Regions from separate parts of the Homo sapiens genome. Here region 2 is linked to region 1. Evidence: chromatin contacts called from ENCODE Hi-C or POLR2A ChIA-PET data. All regions are on one chromosome and are shown on one strand. The core of a region is the stretch at or near the end of the contact, and the rest is flanking DNA. Distances in the headings are between cores, read along the strand shown.

Evidence for each region. Hi-C counts contacts between places; a loop is a spot of excess contacts on that map. ChIA-PET counts read pairs that join two places held with the same protein, here RNA polymerase II (POLR2A).
Region 2: a loop to region 1 is called in a map of endothelial cell of umbilical vein, with 2.5 times the contacts of the local background. The contact joins two enhancer-like sites. A Hi-C loop is called at or near these places in 1 of 168 maps with a recorded cell type or tissue (endothelial cell of umbilical vein). POLR2A ChIA-PET finds 5 or more read pairs at or near these places in 2 of 52 experiments (AG04449 and WTC11).

The regions. Positions count from the first base shown.
Region 1 is chr21:44,959,844-44,967,538 of GRCh38, forward strand. SLX9 (SLX9 ribosome biogenesis factor) reads left to right here. Exons shown (of 6, transcript NM_058190.4): 3 at 257-325; 4 at 7,191-7,338. Among named protein-coding and RNA genes, the nearest start is that of SLX9, 24 kb to the left of the region's middle. Within about 2 kb of position 2,713, at least 7 of the 41 ENCODE cell types and tissues checked have a DNase peak (open chromatin) inside an H3K27ac peak, as active enhancers do; they include endothelial cell of umbilical vein, where a contact is called at or near this core.
Region 2 is chr21:45,089,209-45,096,903 of GRCh38, forward strand. All of the region lies in intron 1 of ADARB1 (adenosine deaminase RNA specific B1), which reads left to right. Among named protein-coding and RNA genes, the nearest start is that of ADARB1, 18 kb to the left of the region's middle. RefSeq lists an enhancer at 4,174-4,674. Within about 2 kb of position 4,249, at least 12 of the 41 ENCODE cell types and tissues checked have a DNase peak (open chromatin) inside an H3K27ac peak, as active enhancers do; they include endothelial cell of umbilical vein, where a contact is called at or near this core.

The DNA.
Region 1 (7,695 bases), core at 1,463-3,962:
CCGGGGCAGGCTGGGGTGAGTGGCCAGGCCATCACTGCGGGGGGACGCTGCTGAGAGAGCCTCCTGAGGCCGGGCCGAGGCATGCTGCAGGTGCCCCTGGTGCTGTCCAGAGCCGGGAGTCTGAGAGGCTGGCACAGGCCAGACCAGTTGCAGTGACTGTGGCAGCTCTGCAGTCAGGACCCGCCCCAGCCCATTCTCAGGTCATGGGAGTGCCACCTGGACACGTTTTGCTCACTCCCGTGTTCTCTTTCCTCAGGTGCAGAGGCCAAGACCGTTTTGCCCAAGAAGGAGAAAATGAAGCTGAGGCGTGAGCAATGGTTGCAGAGTAAGTCCATGCCTGCGTCTTGAGGCAGCTGCCGGCCCAAGTCCCATCCCGTGGGCCCTCCTATTCCTACAGCCTCACATCTGGCCTTCTACATCAGCCACACTCCCCGAGGAGTGCCCAAGGGGATCACCCAAGACACTTCAGAGGCTGCTGTGGGGGCCGAAGGACAGTGGAGGCACAGAGAGGTTGGCCATGAAGACTTGGCAGCATGGCCAAGCTGGTCTGGCCTGTTGTGGATGGCACTGCCACCCCGTCCGTGTGGGCACCTGCAGAGCTGGGCTGCCTCCCTTTGGAGGACGGCCTTGGGAAGCTGCTGCTCTCGGCTCCTTGTTTGTAAAAATTACCTATTTTTGTTCCCCACCGTGAAATTTTTTATTGTGGAAGTAACCTGTGCTCGTGGAGTTTTTATGGTTCAGAAGTGCCTGCAGTGGTATGTGAAATCCTTCCAGGCCTTGCCCGCGGTGAAAACAGTGTCTGCGCATAGCGGCGTGGGTGTGGGCAGGGCCCCTGGTGTCCCCAGACCCTTTCAGGCCTGTGGCTCCCTCTTTTCTGAGGTCAGCCTTGCCACGTGCTCCCAGCTGCACGTCTCCGCAGGCTGAAAGCCACACTTCCCACTCAGGTTGTTTTGGAGTATCTCCTTATTTTTCGTGATGCTGGATATTTGCCAGTGTTTTTCTAAGATTGTTTCTCGTCAAAATTATTTTGTATTTTTCGGTTATCTTTTTAGTGTGATTCTGCTGACTTTGTGAAATTAATTTGGAATATTTTCTTTTTTATGTTATCTGCTTTATTTTTTCCTTGGAGGTTTTAAAGAAAATGTATGTTTTTCAGAGGTAGGACCTAGAAAACTTTGTCAGTTTCTTTTGTGATTATTAGTTTTATGGTTTCTATCCCTTTTTGGATATTTCTTAGGGAAATGATTCATTCCTCCATTTTCTTTTTCACAGTTCCTAGCATAGCTGTGAAAGTGGATTTGGACGGGCTACTGGACTGTGGCCATTTGGACCCTGATTTTCTAGGCTGTAATTCTTTGATGATGTGTAAATTTTATTCCATGGCACTTGGTCCTTTTTTTTTGTTTTTTCACAACTTGAGTCAATTTTGGCCACTCATAAAATGATCGAATTTGTCTGAGGATGGTGTCTCATGCCTGTAATCCCAGCACTTTGGAAGGTTGAGATGGAAGGATCACCTACGCCCAGGAGTTTCAGACTAGCCTGGGCAATATAGCGAGACCTTGTCTCTACAAAAAATGTAAAAATTAGTCAGATTAGGTGGTGTATGCCTCTGAGCCTCTAGTCCTAGCGACTTAGGAGGCTGAGGTAGGAAGATCGCTTCAACCCAGGAGTTTGAGGCTGCAGTGAACCGTAATTGCACTAGTGCACTCCAGCCTGGGTGACAGAGTGGGTCCTTGTCTCTAAATAATGTTAATGATCAAATTTAGTCAGATCTCAATCTTCATATGTTAGTTGCCTTCTTATTAAATATTCTGTTTTCTTTATCGTTCTTTATTTGTATCTCCACCTTCATTTCTGATTAAATTAAGAAGTTTTGTCTCTTCCATTTAATAATTAATGTATTTAATAACCAATTCTACTCTTTTGTCTTCAAAATTATTTGTTTTTATTTTGATCACTCCCGTTTTAGCTTTCTTTGGGTTTCAGTTACTCTGCTTATCTGTTTGTATATGTTTTGTTCAGGAGTGAAAGGCTGTAAGTTATCTCTAAATACAGCTTTAGCTACATTTCCCAAGTTACTTTTACTTTGTATTTTATTATGAAAAATTTTATTTAGGAAAGTGGGAAGAATTTTATAGGGAATACCCTGTACCCACCACACAGATTTTACAATCTTTATTACATAACCGTTCATCTAGCAGTTTCTGTCCATCTACCAACATGGGTTTTTAAAAATGCGTTTCAAAGTAAATGGCAGACATCAGTACACTCCACCCCAAATAATTCTGCTAGAGTTCATGGTTCTTTTTTTTTCTTTTTCTTTTGAAGATTGTATTTACATAAAATGAAATGCAAATCTAAAGTGTGCCATTCAATGATTGCTGACAAATGTTGTAGACACCTGTGCAGCTGAAATCCTGTTCAGGTTATGGACCATCACCACCATTCCCCGACAGTCACGCACCCCCCCAGTCAATTACCTCTCCCACTGGCCCCAGAGGTAACAACTGCTGTGTCACCCTTTGTCGTCCACAGTTGAGCTTTTCTTGCCTTAGACTCTGTATAAATGGAATCATGTAGGATGCACTCTTTCTGCATCTGGCTGCTTTTGCTCAGCGTAATGGTTTTGAAACCCATCCAGGCTGCATGTAGCAGCAGTCCATGCCTTTTGATTGCTGAGAAGTATTTCATTGTATGAATACACCATTTGTTACTCACTTTCCTGCTGATGGGCACCTGGGCTTTTTTCCATTTTTAGCTACTGTGAATAAGGCTGCTCTGAACATTCTTTACAAGTCTTTTTGTGGACATGTTTTCGTTTCTCTTGGGTAAGTGCTGAGGAATGGAATGCTGGGTCATAGGGTAGGTGTATGTTTAGTTTTATAAGCAGCTGCCAGACGCTTTTCTAGAGTGGTTGTACACTCACACTCCCACCAGAGCCTGTGAGAGTTCTCCTGGCCCTCAGCTTTGCCAACACATGGCCTGCCGTCTCCTCAGCCTCGGCCGTCTGGTAATCATGAAATGGTATCTCACGGTGGTACTCATTTCCGTTGCCACCAAAAGAGCATTTACATGTGCTTACTGTCCATTTGTGTTTCAGCGTCAGTGAAATTCATTTTTCATGAGGCTTTTTGTCTTTTTATTATTGAGCTCTAAGAGTTCTTTGTCCTAGAGTCCAGTCTTTGGTTGGATATGTGTTTTACAGATGTTTTTCCCAGACTGTGACTTGCCTGTTCATTTTCTTTCTTTTTTTTTTTTTTTGAGATAGAGTCTTGCTCTGTCGCCAGGCTGGAGTGCAGTGGTGCGATCTTGGCTCACTGCAAGCAACACCTCCTGGGTTCAAGCGATTCTTCTGCCTCAGCCTTCTGAGTAGCCGGGACTACAGGCACCCGCCACCGTGCCCGGCTAATTTTTTTGTATTTTTAGTAGAGATGGGGTTTCACCGTGTTAGCAGGATGGTCTCGATCTCTTGACCTCGTGATCCGCCCGCCTTGGCCTCCCAAAGTGCTCGGATTACAGGCGTGAGAACTTTTTTTTTTTTTTTAAATAAACGAGAGTTTAATTTTGAGAAGTTTAATTTATATTAGTTATTGTGTGTGTGTATATGTATGTGTGTGTGTCCTATTTAAGAAAACTTTGCCTAATCCCAAGTCATGAAGATATTATTCCTGTTTTCTTCTAAAAACTTTATAGTTTGAGCTTTCATATTGGTTTTTTTTTTCTATCTTGAATTGTTTGTCTATGTGGTGTTAGTGGTTAAGTTCCTTTTTTCCCCCTAATATGGATATTCAGCTGTTCCAGCACCATTTGTTATAAGTACTTTTCTTTCCTTATTGGATTGTTTTGTTGCCTTTGTGAAAAATCAGAAAGTCTCATAAGTGTGGATCTGTTTCTAGGCTGTCTTCTGTTCCATTGATCTATTTGTTGTACCTTAGCAAAAACCAGACTGTCTTGATTACCATAGCTTTAGGATTAATCTGGAAGTCAGATAACATAAGTCCTTTTTGTTGGTTCGTCTGTCTTGAGGTTGTTTTGGATATTCTAAGTCCTTGGCATTTCCATATAAATTATCATTAGCTTGTCTATTTCTTTAAAAACAACAACAAAAACCTAGTGGGGTTATGATTGGGATTTCATTGAATCTATAGATCAGTTCAGAATTACCATCTTAGCAAAGCAGATCTTCAAATTCATGAACATAGTATATCTCACCATTTAAATTTCATCATCAATGTTATTCAGTTTTAGTGTAGAGATCTTACATCTTATAATAAGCTTATTGCTAAGTATTTTATAGTTTTTTATGCTGTCATAAATGCAGTTTTTTCTCAGCTCTCTGCTAGTATGTTAAAATACAATTGGTTTTTTAAAATACTAATCTTGTATCCTATGAATTTACTAATATCATGCATTAGGTCTGGTAGTCATTTTGTAGATTCCTTAGGATCTTTAGAAATGCATGTTTTCTGTATGTGTGGATTTTTTCCCTCAATTTGCTTTTTTTCCCCAATATGTGTTGAAATTTCCCCTGTGGATCTGCACGCGCCACCCCACCTTGCCTTTATGAGGACAAGCTTGCAAAGTTTGTCCTTGCTGTTCCTCCCGTTGCAGGGCCCTCCCACTCCTGGAGGCCTCCCCCGGTCACTCTCCATCCCTTGCTTTGCTTTGTTTTGTCCACATACCTCCCCAGTGCCCAGGTAGCGCCTCTATGCTCCACCACACAGCCTGTGCCCCAGCCGTGCCGTGGACAGTGGCTCCCCATGCCCTGTGGGCGGGAGGGTGGGTAGTTGGAACCACACACATGTCCCACTTGACTTTCCCAACCCTCAGTTGTCCTCCAAGGCGGCTGGGCCAGTTCACACCCACCCATCAGCTCCCTCCGTCCTCGAACACTCGATATTATGAAACATTTAAAAATTTGCCAGTCTATGAGGTGCAACATTTCCTTGATTTCTAATCCAGTCGAGTGGCTCCTGCTGTATTTTTTGGCCTTTGATTCCTCTTTGTTTTTAGTATTTAATTCATACATACTGATTTTTAGGAACAGTGTGAGAGGGACTCTGACTCTTTCCCCAGGAGGACCCCAGTTTATCTAACCTCACGTGTCATGCTCACACTTTGCCTGGTCTGCCCTGCGTCCACTGAGTGTTCATCAGCACTTTTGCCACGCTGTTAATTTCTGTTATTTTATAATTTGCTTTAATATCCGATAGCCCTACTTTCTTGTTGCTTGTTCTTTGTAAAAAATGTTTTTACTATTCTTATGCATTTAGTTGTTTTTAAAACATAAAGTTTAGAATTAGCTGCACAGGTTTGACTAAAAATCCCGTTGAAATTTTAGCTGAGGCAGCATCCGATTTTTCCGGAGTAACTGACAGAGAAGAACTGCACTCTCCCGTTGGTTCTCCTGGCTGCTTGGAAGCTGGTGTTTGTGTGGGACCTCCCCTAGGTGCTGCAGATGAGAGCAGTGCTGAGTGTTCCCAGGCCGTGGGTCCCGCCCCGCCACTGCCTCGCTCCCTCCCTCCCCCTCAGAATTGAGTGGGCCGGGTGGGATTGTCGATATTGTGGTCATCTTTTCCTTGCTCGGATTTATCATTGAGTGTCTAATGTTTTGCCCTGAAATGTGATACTCACTGTGGGTTTCTAGCAGCTCATCTGTCAAGGAGCTTCCTTCCGTTTGTGGTTTCATTGTAATTTTTCTCATGCGTGGGCAGTGAATTGTGCAGAATCCTCTGCACACTGGTGGTGGTGACCATAGGCTTTCTTGCCTCTTGAGTGGCCACTGTGGAGGGTCACCCTGAGGCATTTCCCGGGAGAACCATCCTTGCATGCCTGGGGCTCACCCTGCTTGGGCACAAGGTATCCTTCTTTTGAAAGGCTTCTGGCTTTGGCTTGCTGAGGTGCGGGCCTTTGTGTCTGTCCTCACGGGAACCACATGCCTCTGCTTTGCTTTTCCTGGCCTGGGTCTGCAGCCTGTGAAGGAGCCATCTGGCCTGGCCCGCCCCTCCCTACCCCAGCTTCCAGGGTGCCCTGGCTCTCTTTTAATGAGGTGCCGAGTAACGTGTCTACCACAGTCCAGGCAGGGTGGAGTAAGCGCTGGATTCTTACCTTATAAACCCCCGTGATTCCCAAGGCTGTGGAGAGCTGGTGTACACCTTCCAAGCTCTCAACCTGCACTGGGGGCTGAGGACCCAGAGGAAGGGTGGTCTTTGTCCCAGGTTCTTGTCAGTGATTTGGAGCCAGGTAAACACACCCTGCTACAGGGACCCAGGGCAGGGTGGCATCCCCTGATTTCGGGTTGGTCAGGGTGGGCCCTTCACACCTTGTTCTGCGAGCCACCTGCCCTGGGGGCTGAGAGGGGCGCCGCTGTCCCAGACAGCGGGATTGGAGAGGAGCTGGCTGTTGTCACCTCTGGAAACCTGGGCATTCCCCCCAGGGGGCACAGGTCTGCCATGCCCGGGCCTGTGTCACGAGCTGGCAGTGTTTGAGCTGCAGGCCTGTCCCGGTGGGTTGCCCTGAAGAGAGCAGGCCGTCCGCGCTCCACAGCCTCCAGGAGCCACGTGCAGTGAGCAGCATGTCCGAGCATGTGTTCTCTTAGCAGTTTTGAGATAAATACATTTTTAAATTAAATCAAATCCCAAGGCCATACCCCTTCTGTCCAGACCCTGCCCAAATCCCTTCTCTAGCGTGGAGGCCTCAGCCCTACCTGCCACCCCCCATGGCCCCAAGCCCTCAGGTCTGTCCTGGGGCTTCTCCCCTTCCCTCTGGGGAGCCCTCTCCCTCCTGGGAACAAAGCTGAGCCTCCCAGGCTGTGACTTGCCATCTTAAGTTGAGGGCCCCTTTTCCTCATTCCCCTCTGTCCCCTCTGCTCGGTGGCTGTGTGCACTCCCCTACGCGTGCTCCGGCCACAGTTGCCAGCGTCCCTTTGCAGGAGAAATCCTCAGTGGCTGCAGTTCCACCTCATTGTCAGCCCTGCGATTAAAAAGCGCAGCTCTGTCATTAAGGGGAAGAAAATAACTCAAGCCTGCCCGCCCTGCAGGTTCCCAGGGGCGGAATGGGGGTGACAGCGGGAAGGAGAGAGGCAGCAGGGCCGGGCACCCTGCCAGGTCTCTCGTGGGCCAGAGGCTCTGGGCCTGGGCTCCTCCTCTGCCTCTTGTTTGCCTCTAACGTCGTTTCTCCTTCCTTAGAAATCGAAGCCATAAAACTGGCTGAGCAGAAGCACAGGGAGGAGCGGAGGCGGAGGGCCACGGTGGTGGTGGGGGACCTGCACCCTCTCAGGGATGCCCTGCCCGAGCTGCTGGGGCTCGAGGCTGGCAGCCGGCGCCAAGCCCGCAGGTGAGTGTCCGGGAGGGGTGGCCCTTTCCGAGCTGTGGGGCTGACCCGGGTCCAGAGGTGGAGGGATATGAGTGGGAGCCACGGGCCACGGTGCTTCCTGAGCCTGCAGAGGCCGAGAGCTGGGGCTCCAGCCGGTGCTCCGCACAGGTACCCTGTTCTCAGGGCGTGAGCTCGTGAGGCCCGTGGGGGCTGTGGGGGACGTTTCGGGGGCACCCAGGCCCACCCTTGTGAGGAGCCTGGTGGCTCTGCTGATGCCGAGCTCCCTCATGTGCCCCTCCCCCGACATTGACCACAGCTCCTGCCGGGTCCCACTGGGGGTCCCCCCAACTCACTGTTCTGCCACAGCCTCCACCCCAC
Region 2 (7,695 bases), core at 2,999-5,498, 130 kb after region 1:
TCCTCATGCTCACAACTTACAAATCTATGATTTTAGAGGAAGCTGGGAGAAGGACATAGGGGAATTATCTGTACTATTTTTCAGCCTTCCCATAAGCCTAAAATTTCAACATAAAAAGTTGAAAAAGAAACCCATGGCAGAATATGATGGGAGAATGGCAGAAATGGCAGGACCAGCCCCTGTCTCTGTTTCTTCCCATGTGAAGCTGTTTACCTGGTTTATCTTGGTCTTTGGATTTGGTCGATTTTTTTTTTCTAAAAAGAAATTTTAAATATAGTCAAATTTATCAGTTTTTTTCCTTTATGGCTTTTGGGTTTTGAATCCTAAGAATACTTTCCCTACTACAATACTCATATTTTTCTTTAATTTCTTCTAATAGTTTTATATTTTGTTTTTCACATTTAGCATATTGATCTATATGAAATTTGTTTTTGTACAGTTTGAAGTTGGGATATTTTTTCAATTGGCTAATCATTTGCCTTTGTCATTGAGTAGTCTGCCCTTTGCCCAGTTATCAGAAATATCACCTTTATCACTACTAAATGTTTTCTTTCAATGATATTTCAAATTGCTTATTATTCTTGTGTGATAAAGTGATTGGTTTTTGTATGTTGTGTCCACAGCTTGTCATTTGTGTCTCATGTTTTCTAGATGGAGGATCCTTTTGGGAACATGCGTCTTCCTTTCTAAGCTTTGTACTTCCCCTGTATTAATTGGCTAGGACTTCTGGTACTGTGCTGAGTGTAGTGTTTGGATCATAGTGATGGCTAGCAGGCTGCATCTCGTTGTTGTCTTTGACGTGAATGCTTCCAGTATTTCATCCTTAAGTGTGACATTACTCTAGTTGTTTTGTACATACCCTTTATCTTGTCTAGCATGTTACCTTCTCTTCCTGGTTTGTCCAAAATAATCTTTATCATGAGTGGCAGTAGAATTTTACCATATGTGCGTCTGTTGAAATGATCACGTGGTTTTCCCTCCAGTCTGTTAATATAGCAAATTTCATTAATAGATTTCCTGATATTAAACATTCCTGCATTCTGGGGAAAATCCTGTTTTTAACACAGTGCAAAATTAAAATTGCTATTTATTTTAATACCTTCTATTTTTTCAAAATGAGTCTCTCCCCAGCCCTACCCCTAGTCTTTTCATTTTTTTCATGTAGTTTACATGCTGTAGTAGCTACATAGTGGTATAAGTGCTTAACACCTGGCTTTTGGTGGGAAGGAGGAGTGGGAGTGTATGGAAACCCCTGATTTGTAGCATTTGCCAATTTCCAAGTTATAAATGTCCCTACCGTGCCCTATTTCAAGCTACCGATGAGCTGTCAACTGGTTTACAAAATTCCTGAAAATGTGACAGTCTTCTCTCATGAACAGGTATAAGTATACCAGTGGGGCCTGAGTGTGCAGCCTGGTGACTCTCATATCTGTGTGCACTCACACAACCATCACTGGGATCAACCCGGAGGCTTCCTGGTACCTGTGCAGCTCAGCACTCCTACCCTCCCCAGGAGGACCCCGGTTCTGACCTCTCTCCACCTTTGTTCTCACTTGGGGATTGAATACCTTGTTTATTTTCACGTCATCCTTGTTTTCTCTTCTGTGCACATGCAGCTCTACGTTTTCCCCCCAAGAACTGCCTTGGCCACCTCATTTGTAGATAGCGAAATGCAGGGTTTGTAATGATTTTTATTGAAAAATTGAGCATCTGATTATTATTGTGGCACTGGCTTTATTAAACAATGTAGGTTCTGTGATAACCTTTCTTAAATGTTGGGCATTGCTGCCATGTTATATTCATGAAGTTCATCAACTTCATATAAACTGACATTTTTCATTCATGTGTTTATGCAGTCATTGAATAAATATTTTTTGAGCACTTTGGATACCAAAGGTTTAGCAGTGAATGAAATAACTCAGTCCCTTTCTTCACAGAGCATATGTTCTGCTATGTCTTTAAGTCACGTGTTTTTTCTATTTGACCGTCCTTGCCAATTTTCCCCTAACTCAGACATCCACTTGTCTTTGCCCCTGGTATTATCTTAAATCAACTCTAAATCAATCCGATTTCTTCCACTGCTTCAATGCTAGTTGACGTTTGGCTTAACTGCTTATATAATTATTTCTGCTTTTATTGAATTCTTATGATGAAAAAACAGAAGACTTGAATCTGATGATTTTTACTTTAGAAAGGTTAATGATGAAAGTGTTGTAATACTACAGTTTGGTGAAATGGCACTTTTTGTGTTGTGTGAACTGTCATCACTTAATGAGGAGCAGGAGATCAGCTTACAGTTTTCTGCTATAGTTCTGGACATCATGAGACCTTATTCCCCACCAGCATGATCTCTGTCTATGGCTCAGAGGGAGAGCAATAGGGATATGGGGTGCTATTCACAGCCTTGCCTGGGTGACTGTGTCTTCTGGCAGCTTAGTGGCTCCCAGGGGCAGGATCCTGGTCACCAGCATCCTACAGCATTGCCACATGTTTGCTCATGCTCTGGTGTCCTGTGGAGTAGAGCTCCTTGTTCTCCTGTGGACCACAGTCCAGGGAGAGTGGGGGTTTCCCTGTAGGAGGAGGAGCTGGAAGACTCCAGATCGAGTTTAACCGTGGGCTAGGCTGCGAAATTTGGATGCAGGCCAGTGGACCTCAGAAATCCATCTGTTCATCTTTCTGCTAAACTGATTTGGATTTCTGCTTTTTTAATCCTTTGCAAAATTAATTTGTCTTTAATATGAAAATCAGTGTTTTATTTTTAGTAAGAGAAAATAATTCTATTTTATTTATTTGGAACAATTTAAAAGACCCTAGAGATCAACATCCTTCCTCTTTCATTTCCTAGAGGAGGGTGTAGAGGAGCAGAGTGTGTGACAGGCACAGTGGGACTGACCTTTGCTTCTGGGCCTGGATTACCATGTCTGGAGAGTGATGCTTTGGAGGAAGTATGGGTCACTTCGCTCCTGGGCCGTCGGTTCAGAAGGTGCAGCCTTGCCCGGAGCTGAGGTCCAGTGCTAGCAGCACATTCCCTTTCCTTGCCCTGAGCCTGCATGGCAGCCTTCTTCATCAACTGGAATCTCTGTTGAGGATGGAGAAAAATCTGTGGTCCTTTTGTTTACTGGGTGACTTTCTGACCTCTCTCTCTTCTCATTCTCTCTACTGCATTACAACTGTTTGATGAGAGAGATTTTAAAAATGAACATAAACAATTTTTATGGAAATATCTGTTATCTATTTTTTTTATATAGTTATACCATTGGAATTTACTCTTACCTTCAGGTAACAGTTGTGAGGACCAAATCTTAATCCTGGTAGGTGACCTTTAAATCTTAGAATCAGGAATTCGGCTTTAGTCAAAAGTTAACTTTTTCCTTATTATTGTTCTCCTGTTGGATTTTTAAAAATGGATACATTCTATTTATTGGTATTTACAAGTCACTTGACTAGACTGATACTAATAGTATGACACAGGAAAAACAAAAACATCTTTCTGTAAATTTTGAAGTAATGAACAATATTAGGGATTATTCCAAAACAGAGCAGACAAGGCAGAGGAAAACCAGTCAAGCTCTTTATAGCTTAAATCTAACCCTTTACCTGAATAATAATTTAAAAAACTATTTTATAAATCAAGCCTCCCATTCCTGTAAAATAGGAGTAATTCATTATCACACATTTTTGTACCTTTAATTTTTTTTTTTCTTGATGGAGCCCAAGTCTTAAAGATGTCAAAACTAGTATCATGTTCCATTTTCTAAAGTCGAGGCTATCTCAGTCCCATTTCTATAGCCAACAGGGTAATCTGTTACTAGGCCCTGAAACCCTTCTGATGAGTCTCAGCTTATACCCCACCCCACCCCCAAATATTCACACAATAGGCACAGTGAAAACCAGGAAATTAGTCTCTGAAATAAGCAGCCTCCCCAGGAAGGAAGCAGCATGGCCACTGCCCATTCTGTGCCTGGACCTCGCCCCACCGGCACTTGGCTTCAGGAACTGGACTGATCCAGGCACTTTGCTGGGGTGCACTTTGGCTTTTCTCACCAGTTCCCAGGGCAGCCTCGGGTAGGAGTCTCGGGTAGGAGAGTGTTGGAGGCCCTAGATCTGGGGCTACAGGGACTTTTCTCACAACTCCAGGCGAGGGCACACCGGGCTTGGCTCTTCTAGGTCTGGCGACTGCTCCCATTGGCAGGTTTCCACAGGCCTCTGCCTGACGTCCTTGACAAGAGGAAGAGAGGACCCGGCTTTCTGTGGGTGCCGAGCCCTCTGGGCCACACAGCTGCTGTTCTCTGACTTGTGGGTTTTTCTGCCGCCTCTTGCGTTTCATGCTGTGACTCTGGAACTAGGTCTTACCCTGTTTGGAGTGAAGGTTCGGGGTGTTGGGAAGTTCTGTCCTCTTCTCTCAGGAAGAGGCCCTTTGACTGTGTGCCCGGAGGAGGCATGGGTGCATCTTTTCTCCAGGGGGCTCCTCACCAGGGGTATGGGGAGACTGTGCTGCAGCCTCAGGAATGTCAGGGTGAAGAGGCCCTGGAGGCTGATGCTTCCGGCCAAGGGCTTCTTCTGGATTTTCAGATAAAGTCCCAGAACAGAATTACTTTATGTTTTAATTTCAGGCAAATGTCTCTCATCTGCCCTTTTAAGTACATTAGGATTGGGTTTTTCGACCCTGCACAGCACATGGGGGCTCCTCAGAGAAGTGTCTGAAAAAATAAAATTAAATAACTCGCTTTTTAGCACTTCGTTTTTACTGGTGATTTGTTAGTCATTGATTGAGGTGATTGTGATTGATCCAATTATTTGTCTGCCCATCCTGATTATAACTTTTTTTATTTACAGGATTTTAAAAGATAGTTTCTTGATCTTAATGTTATATTTAATGTTCTCTTTCATAAGATGGTTTTTTGATGACTTTGTGTTTAAAAAGTGAGGGTCTTTTGAGAAATAGAATATATCAAATTATTTGTTCAGAAACATTCAAAAGCATTTTTTCCAACTCTGCAAGCAGTTGTCTGTTAAAGCAATTAGCGTGTACCCAATTAGAGCTCTGTTCAAGATCCCTCACTGATAACCTCTGTGAGGCTGTTGGTCCGTGTCTTTATCAAGCAGTAGTGTGGCTTCCCAGGTACTGTCAGCTCATTTTGGACCCAATACTAGTTTATTGCCTGAAATTACCTTTAAACTGGAAAATCTTCAAGTAAAATTTTTGAGAGTTTTTGATTAATCCCCTAGGATACTTTTGAATGATAGGTTTTGGGGAGATACATTTGGTTGTTTTGGCACCACTACCATCAGCCTCACTCACGTGCTGCCAGGCGCCCCGCCAGATCAGGGAACATCCTCTGTACATGGAAGCAGCCCCGAGCACTATGTCTGCTTGTGTTTCTGCTCTCAAGGTTTCTACGGCCCTGCACGTGGGCCCTGCTGAGGCCCCAGACTGCTTCCTCACACAGCTGACCTGGTGGGCTTCCTGTCCACACAGCTGCCCTTCCTGTCCTCCCATCCAACCTCTCGCATCATGTTGAGGGGAGAGAGGGGGGCAAATGAGACATGGTCCTTGCTTTCATGGAAATTTCTAGTGATGCAGATGTCTGTATATCAAGTACTCACACAAGCAGATGTAAAGTCATAACTGTGATGAAGGAAGACCAATTGAGGACCTCCATCAGCCGAGGGGCCTGGACGCTCACTGAGAGGCGAGGTTTGCACTCAGTCTCCTTGCCCAAAGCTGGCAGCCTCATTCTGCTGCCCATGTGCTGGGCACCTTCTCCACTATCACGACTTCCTTGACATTTCAGTCTGTTCTGTTCAAGTTTTGGCCTTCCATCCCTCTGAAATGGGTCTTGCTAGTCACTAATGATCTGTCTCTTGTTAAGGTCAGTGGCCTGTATTTCGTCCTGGTCTCAATCAGTGTCTCAACAGGACTGTACAGAACTAGCCAACCTCTTGGATTCCGTGGGCAGTGCCACCCTGGCATCCTTCTGGCTCAGTCTTCTGTGCAGGTCCCCCAGTCACCAGGAGCCCTGCAGGTGCAGCCTACCTGCCCCCAGCCCAGGCTGCGCTCCCTGCTTGCTCTGCGTGTGATGCTCCGGCCTTTGCCGTGAGCTCTGACACAGTGCAGCACAGACCTGCTTGAGCTCTGGATCCCCTCCCCAGGCTCCTGTCCATCCTGCCCCCTTTCAGCTTCCTGCAGTGACCATTGCCTGGAACTCAACCCAGTGTTTTTTCTCTGCCCCCTTTTTCTGTTAGCTCTTCCCCCAGTGGTGTGGGGCTGGGACAGGGGCCTCACATTGTCGTCCACGTTTCCCGAGGCTTCTGTCTCTCCATCCCGCTGTTTCAGGGTTCTGCATCCTGCTGTTTCAGGGTTCTGCATCCCGCTGTTTCAGGGTTCTGCATCCCGCTGTTTCAGGGTGCACGTTTCCTTCTCGGGCTTGGCTCCTTGGGTCATGTCTCCAGCCTGACGTTCCAGCTGAGAGGTGGTGAGGCAGGAAGGGGTGTCTCTGCATCAGGAAAGCGATAAGGAGTTCAGGAAACCCAGTGTCTCTCATTGGCTGGAAGAGTATTACACGGCTACCTCTGGTTGCCCAGATGCCTGGGGCAGGGTCTGTGCTCGAGAAAATAAGGCTCTGTGAGTAAGGGTCTCCCACAGCCAGATCAACAAGGAGCTGTAGGCTGTAAGTCCTGGTTCCTGACTGAGGGAGGCCTAAAAAGTGGGGCTGTTGGGGCTTTATATTTAGCACCCACTTTTTACCCTCTCAAATTCCAGACCAGTTGAGAGAGCCGCACACACTGTAGATAGGCAAGTGGAGATCAGATACAGGCTCTGTTTTAGATAAAAGCAACTGGAGAAAGTGGCTGACTGGCCAAGCGGGTTTGCTAATCCTTTATCCCAAATTAGACAAACTTCCCACCTAGTAACGAGCATGGCTGGGGGCAAGCCCCTTCCACGTGGCAGGAGAAGAAACCCTAGCACTTTGGTGTGGGTGCGCCTAGCCCAAGAGGAGAGGAGGACCGGCTGGGCTAAGCAGCCCATTTCCTCCTTCTAGATGCCTCCTTCTGCAGGAAAGAGTGCGTGAGTTGGATTCTGTCCACAGGGAACAGAAGCGCAAGGGACAAGTGCCCCCTCTGCTCTGAGGAAGGGTTTTGCATATCTCCTGTTGGAAGTCTGGAAGCTGGGCAGTCTCGCTCCCTGCACCAGCTGTGCCGGCCCTGCCTGTCTTCCTGCAGGTCTGGGCTGGCTGCTGTGGGCCTGTGTCCTCAACACTGCCCTGCCCTGAGGCTGTTGGAGGGACAGCCCCAGTGCTCCCCCTTCATCATCCACTCTCCTTTCCCTTTAGTGTTTCTATCTCTGGATTTGTTTCTGGTGAGCCTTCCCTCCAGAAGGAACTGCTCTTGTCCCCATGTACTTCCTCGAGGCCTCCCTGGTCGTTCCTAGGGGCGATCATACTATAGAAAGAACCCATCATTGTCACCCAGAAGTGCTCCTGAGAGATGAGGGAACCTCTGGGGAAGCCAGCTTGGGCTTCGGGAGGAATTTTCTCCTCTCTTTATTTTTATTTTATTTTTTTGAGACAGAGTCTGTCTCTGTCGCCCAGGCGGTGCAGTGGCACTGCCAGCTCTGCCTCCCGGGTTCACACCATTCTCCTGCCTCAGCCTCCTGAGTAGCTGGAACCACAGGCGCCTGCCACCACGCCCGGC